Regions from separate parts of the Homo sapiens genome. Here region 2 is linked to region 1. A link is an interaction called in ENCODE POLR2A ChIA-PET data of the cell type or tissue named here. Cell type or tissue: CD4-positive, alpha-beta T cell. All regions are shown on one strand. Links, peaks and the distances in the headings refer to the core of each region. The heading gives the core; the rest is flanking DNA. Region 1 overlaps MSL1 (MSL complex subunit 1). Region 2 overlaps RARA (retinoic acid receptor alpha).

What was found. Peaks named below come from ENCODE experiments on the same cell type or tissue, not always from the same donor. Only the 100,000 strongest peaks of a DNase experiment are listed, where the experiment ranks them.
Region 2: POLR2A ChIA-PET joins it to region 1 with 9 read pairs; 5 of 35 experiments call an interaction of 5 or more read pairs at or near these places.

Annotation. Positions count from the first base shown.
Region 1 is chr17:40,133,820-40,136,725 of GRCh38, forward strand. It overlaps MSL1 (MSL complex subunit 1), which reads left to right. Exons shown (of 9, transcript NM_001365919.1): 8 at 8-80; 9 at 460-2,906. The coding sequence ends at 550. Among named protein-coding and RNA genes, the nearest start is that of CASC3, 5.3 kb to the right of the region's middle. In CD4-positive, alpha-beta T cell, for the core only: no CTCF peak of the experiment used is centred there; no DNase peak of the experiment used is centred there.
Region 2 is chr17:40,337,182-40,340,087 of GRCh38, forward strand. All of the region lies in intron 2 of RARA (retinoic acid receptor alpha), which reads left to right. Among named protein-coding and RNA genes, the nearest start is that of RARA-AS1, 4.5 kb to the right of the region's middle. In CD4-positive, alpha-beta T cell, for the core only: no CTCF peak of the experiment used is centred there; a DNase peak (open chromatin) is centred at 1,080; H3K27ac peaks cover 1,258 bases.

The DNA.
Region 1 (2,906 bases), core at 1-2,500:
CCCATAGTTGAAAGTTTGATGATTACCCCCTTCTTGCCTGTTGTAGCATTTGGACGACCATTACCAAAATTAACTCCACAGTAAGTATACATTTTTTTTCTCCCCTTCCAGGTAACCTGCACATCCTTTTCAGACTTCATGGAAGCCTAGATATGAGGTGGAACCAGGTGGCTTAGGGATAGCCATGGGTCTTTGACAGAAATGAGGCTACCTGGGCAACTAGCTTTTGTAATAAGATTCCCAAGCCAATAATTAGGAGTATTGCTTTTTGAGTTAGAAATAGATGATTCCATCACTTTAATGGTACACAGTTGCTCTGGCTTTGAGGCAGGAAAGACACTCCAAACTAGTCAGGGATAGGAGTGGTAAGGGACATAGTGACTTTTTTGTAGTTGCTATCATGTCCACACTGAATCCCTTCTAGTCTTGCAAGTTGATTTCCTCATCCTTTTTTGCCAGGAATTTTGAGCTACCCTGGTTGGATGAGCGTAGCCGATGCAGATTGGAGATCCAGAAGAAGCAAACACCTCACCGGACGTGTAGGAAATAGCTGTGCTGGCAAGAACCCTGTCTTCAGATAGTTGTAGCATGCCATTCCCGAGAGTGGCAGAGACCTGTATATGTGACCTTTGTCCTCACATATGTTATCACTCGCTGATAATACCCTTTCATACTTCCTTGACTTTGTTTTCATTACTCTGATTTCACAAAAACTCTTTCATTCGGCTAATTGTGAGTTATGGAGGGTGATTGGGATTTCTTTTCCCTTTTTTGGGAAATGGGCTCTCAAGCTAAAGCTATAGGATGGCAGATTCAGAAGTTTCAGGGGTCTGTTTCTATACATTTGCCTATGTTAAAGGGGTAAAAGGGCTCTCTTCATTAGACATGTGGAAGATGAAGCAGCCCCTTCCTTTAGAGCTGTGCCTGCATGGCACTCTTCTCACCCTGGTACACCCTCCTTATAGTGGGTATAGTGATTTTTAACCCTAAAATAAAACAAACAACCTCACCATGAGCTTTAGGACCAGAAGAGGAATGACAAGTGAAGCGATGAAGCAAGCCATCTTCACAGAGTAGAAAAGACATCGGAGAGTTGGTAGATAACTGTCTGAAAAGATAGTTGTTCATTTGAAACTATTCTGTGATACAGTCATGTGGGAAGGGATGTTTGGCTGTGATTATTTTTTCAGTTAATGGATAACAATTTCTTTACTGCTCAAAAACCAAAATCTTTGGAAAAGAAAGTGGGGATGGTTAGTTTCAGAACAAGTTACAGCTGTAAACAAAAGCACTTAGTATTTGGGATGGCATGCCAAAACCTGTATAAATGTCCTTGTATCACATCACTTCTCAAGTATTCCTTCATTGGGCTTCATCCTTTTAGCAGAACTCTTGGTGGTGGGATAGAGACTTAGGGAGGGTAGGGGGAGAGTGTGGAAATAGGTGCTTCCTTTGGCTGGCAAATGTCTACATCTTGAAACAAACAGATGTACCTAATGAGCTTCTCCATTCACTTTGTAAAAATAATTTGTATGTGTACCATCTTGGTCCTCTCCCCTCCCGTTTTGTTAAAATATCAGGATAGCACTCCCAGGCCACTTTGGTCTCAGTGTAAGATCCCTATTAACTATCTGAAAGGAAAATAGAGCCAAGACCTCTGGTCTCAAATATATAGGAATTGCCTTTCTTTAGTCTTCAGGACTATTGTGTGAAAACAAGTAGGGGTCTAATCTCCTAGAAGGTAGGGGCTTTTATCCTTAAAGAGAATATGTCCCCAGATTATTAGCACTTTTAGAGGAGAAGCCAAGGTATGTAGGGTGTGTGGCTGGCCCATCAGTGGAGCACGAAGAGAGAATGGGATACCATTGTGGGAAGAGAAGAAAAGTTCCTCAGGGGCCTCCCACTGCTAAAGTTTTTTGTGAGATGTTGATCTGTGCTTCCTGGATTTGACTTTTAAAGGAATTATTCTGGCAGCACATGTAGTATTCTTGGATGATCTTGCTGCTCTTATTTCTCCTTTTGTGTGTGTGTGTGTGTGTGTGTGGCTATGGGTTTTCATTTGTAACTCCATCTGCTTAGGAGAGTGGGCTCTCTATAAGGGAACCTGCTGTAAACTTCATTGCAGCAAGGATGTAGAGAGAAATAGGACTTAATTCCACTAGGGGCTCTCATCTCACACCTTAAGGAGGAGATTTCTAGAAAAACTGGGCCAGATTTTCTTTGTTCTCCATCATTTTAATGTGGCAGGCTGTTCAGTTTTCTTACTCTTACCTATGTGATATTTCTTCGTAACGTGTCCAAAAAGAAAAAAGACCCAATCAGTGTCTCTTGACTTTGTTCTTTGATCCCTCAGTTTCTTCTTGATTTCAGCATGTGTCGGGTTCCTAATTTTGGGTATGAGTTAGCAAATTTAACCATTGTGTTTGTGCCCTACCCAGGGGACTCCCCAGTTTCTGACTTGAAGTAGACTGAGAAGAATCCACGAGGTGCTATCTGGCCAGATTTAAGTAGATTCTATTTCCTTGGTTCTCCCTCTCCCTGAGGACCTCTTATTTTATTGTCCCCTCTTCTAGGTTAATTCTCCTTTGATTTGACTTTGTTGAGAAGGAGGTTGGACAGTAGATTAGCAAAGTTCCAAGTGCAAAATTACAGTGTGTTAGAGTGTGGGGGGAAAATTAGTCTTATTTTTCCCTACATGGGATACAACACTGTGAATTCAATCTTCAACTGAAGGCCCTGCAGTTCTCCTAAAACATAGTTGTTTGTTTTTCTTTAACAAAGTTTAAGCTAGTGTTAATAAATTAAAAAAAATTGCTTGTCTGTCTACTTCAGCTTTGTTTTATGCCCATTTCATATTGTTGTCTGTGTTGTAATTCATAACTTTTGATACCATTTCTGATGTGTAA
Region 2 (2,906 bases), core at 118-2,617, 200 kb after region 1:
ATCATGACTGTAGGATTGTAAAGCTGGGCTGTTTTCCACCATCTACATAGGCAGCTTTGAGAGTGGATTGTGGGGCACACTCTTGGGTGTGGGAAGTGTGGGGGGTGGGGCTTAGTGCTGACTGAAACCCCCTTCCCCACTGTAGAGGCCCTTTCTCTGCCTTAGAACCTACCTTTCCCCGGTAGGGGGTGTAGGGAAGGCCCAAGCCATACCCCCTCCTCTCTGTTTTGGATCCTGAAGGCTGGAGAGAAAGAAAGATAAGGGGCCTGGGCCAGATCTCCATCCTGTCCTGGAAGCTGTGGATACAATCTGTTCACACCATCCCCACCCCCAAATCTGCCCGCTGTAGCCCACGGGAGTTTGCAGAACTCAGCGGGCACCCTCCCCCCGATCTCCAGACACTGAAGGAACAGAATGTAAAAGCCACAGTTCTTATTCTTAATTTGTTTCAATTTGTGGATGGAGGCAAAGAAGTTGCAAGCCATCAACAGAGGAGCCGGGGATGGGAGCCCCAAAAGGGTGGCTGCATGTTTGCTTCGTGTGCCTAGAGACTGGGGAATGCCCGAGGGTCTGGGTGAGCCCCAGCAGAAGGCAGAAAGGAGGAGGTTGTGTCCTTCCCTTCTTCCTATCCTCTGCCACTTCCTCGCTGTTGCAGTCTGTGCATACTGCCTCCTTCCCTGCTTCCCACTCTTTCCCTGGACAATAGGAGGGACAGCCCAGGCGGAGGGACAGCCCAGGCAGAGGGACAGCCCAGGTGGAGGGAGTGCTGCCTAGCAATGCCTTTCTTGGAGTCCGAAATGTAGAGTCAGACAAAAGAACATGACATGGAGTTTTTAATGAAAATGGGGTCCCTCACCTTTTATCTCCCAGCAAGGATAATGCACAGGTTCCCTCTGGACAAGATCCCAGCATAGACGCGGGGAGGGAACTCAGGGAAGGAAGCCCGTCTTCCTTTTAGGTGGGTCAGGGCCGAGGTATTGTGTCTACCCCATGCCAAGGGATGTGTTGCTTATGGGGCTGTACCAGTGCAGGCCTGCCTGCCCTTTGAGGGAGTAGTGTCTGTGGGAAGAGGAAGTGGTTTCCATCTCTAAGTCATTTTGGGGCAGTGCCTTCTTCCTCCTCCTCCTCTGTGGAGTTGGGGCACAGCGAGGGATTGGGCCTCCCAGGGTTGACTGGAGGCCACTCAACCTTTGGCTGTCAGAAATAGAGGTGCTCCCCTCCCCATTTTGACTTCTGGGTTGCTGGAAACCTCAACCAGCCCACAGACCAAGGGCCTTCCATGGGCAGGAGTCTTAAAGGACAGTTCTTCCTGTGTGGCCTTGGGCAGGTCACCCAAGCTCTCTCCAAATCTGTTTCCTCCTCCTTAAAGCAAGACTTCTGGCTGGGCACGGTGGCTCACACCTATAATCCCAGCTACTCGGGAGGCTGAGGCAGGAGAATCACTTGAACCCGGAGGTGGAGGTTGTAGTGAGCCGAGATCGCGCCATTGCACTCCAGCCCGGGTAACAGAGCAAGACTTGGACTCAAAAAAAAAAAAAAAAAAAAAGCGTGGGCACGGTGGCTCATGCCTGTAATCCCAGCACTTTGGGAGGCCGAGGTGGGAGGATTGCTTGAGCTCAGGAGTTCAAGACCAGCCTTGGCAAGATAGCGAAATAGCGAAACCCCATCTCTACAGAATATACCAAAATTAGCTGGGCATGCTGGTGCACACCTGTAATCCCAGCTACTTGGGAGGCTGAGGCATGAGAATTGCTTGAATCCGGGAGGTGGAGGCTGCAGTGGGCTGAGATCACACCACTGCACTCTAGCCTGGGTGACAGAACGAGACTCTGTCTCAAATAAATAAATAAAAATAAAAAAATAGAGCAAAACTTCTAATCTCTCCTTGGCTGGGCGAGTTGCCGTTAGGCCACGGTCGCCTGCTTCCTGCTGAGGCCCTTGGTGAGTTTCACGTACCCAGCAAGGCTGTGATAGTGAGGGGCAGGGTAGAGCTGGGTACTGTCTTGGGGGATGGTGCCACTCTATACTGGGAGCCAGTGTCCACCTGGCACTGGGCCTCATGATTTCCTGTTTGTTGTCCCCTCCAGATGGGGTTGGGGACAGGAGGGGGCCCTGCCTGGCACAAGTGGGGGCCAGTTTGGCCTGCACCTGCTGAGGGCTTACTAAACGCAAAGCCCTGAGAAGGAGCTGAGGGAGGGATAAGGCTGAGCAGGATGGGGCCCCAGGCCTGCAGACAGCTGCCGCTGGAGGCCCCCCAGCCCCAGCTGCGGGCCAGAGCCTTCCTTGTTTCCCACTTCTCCCACTGCCCCAGGACACTGTGTTCTGCTCTGACCTGCCCCATGACCTTGCTGTTGCCCAGAACGGGCCTCTTGCCCTAGCTTCTCCTCTCCAGCTCCGGAAATCCTATCTATCCTTCAAGGAACATCTTGAATGCCGCCTCTTCCCAGAAATCTTCACAGATGTTCCCCCTTGCTTGCCACACTCTGCCTCCCTACTTAGAATGCCTGTGGGTCCTTATTTATTTTTTAACAACACTCATCTCGCTACCCAGAAGTTGCTTCTCCCCTGTTCCTGCCATGAGCTGTAACCATTTGGGACATCTTTTCCTGACCACAAGGTCTTTGATGGCAGGGACAGAGTCTCAGGTCCCTTAGCGCCTTGCAGCTGTGAGCGCAGAGCCTTGCTCCATCATTTGAAAGATCCCGAAGGCATGGAAGCACTCTGTCCTCTTCGCCATTAGTCTCATCCACTGTCAAGATTTGCATACCTGCCCCCAGACCCCAGCATTCCATCTGTAGCCCTGACTGCACTTCAGGGCCCCACATCCACCTGTCCAGCAGCCCAGTGGACTTCTCTGCTTTGCAGTCTCAGGAACTTCACTGATGCGTAAGTCACACACAAGTCTC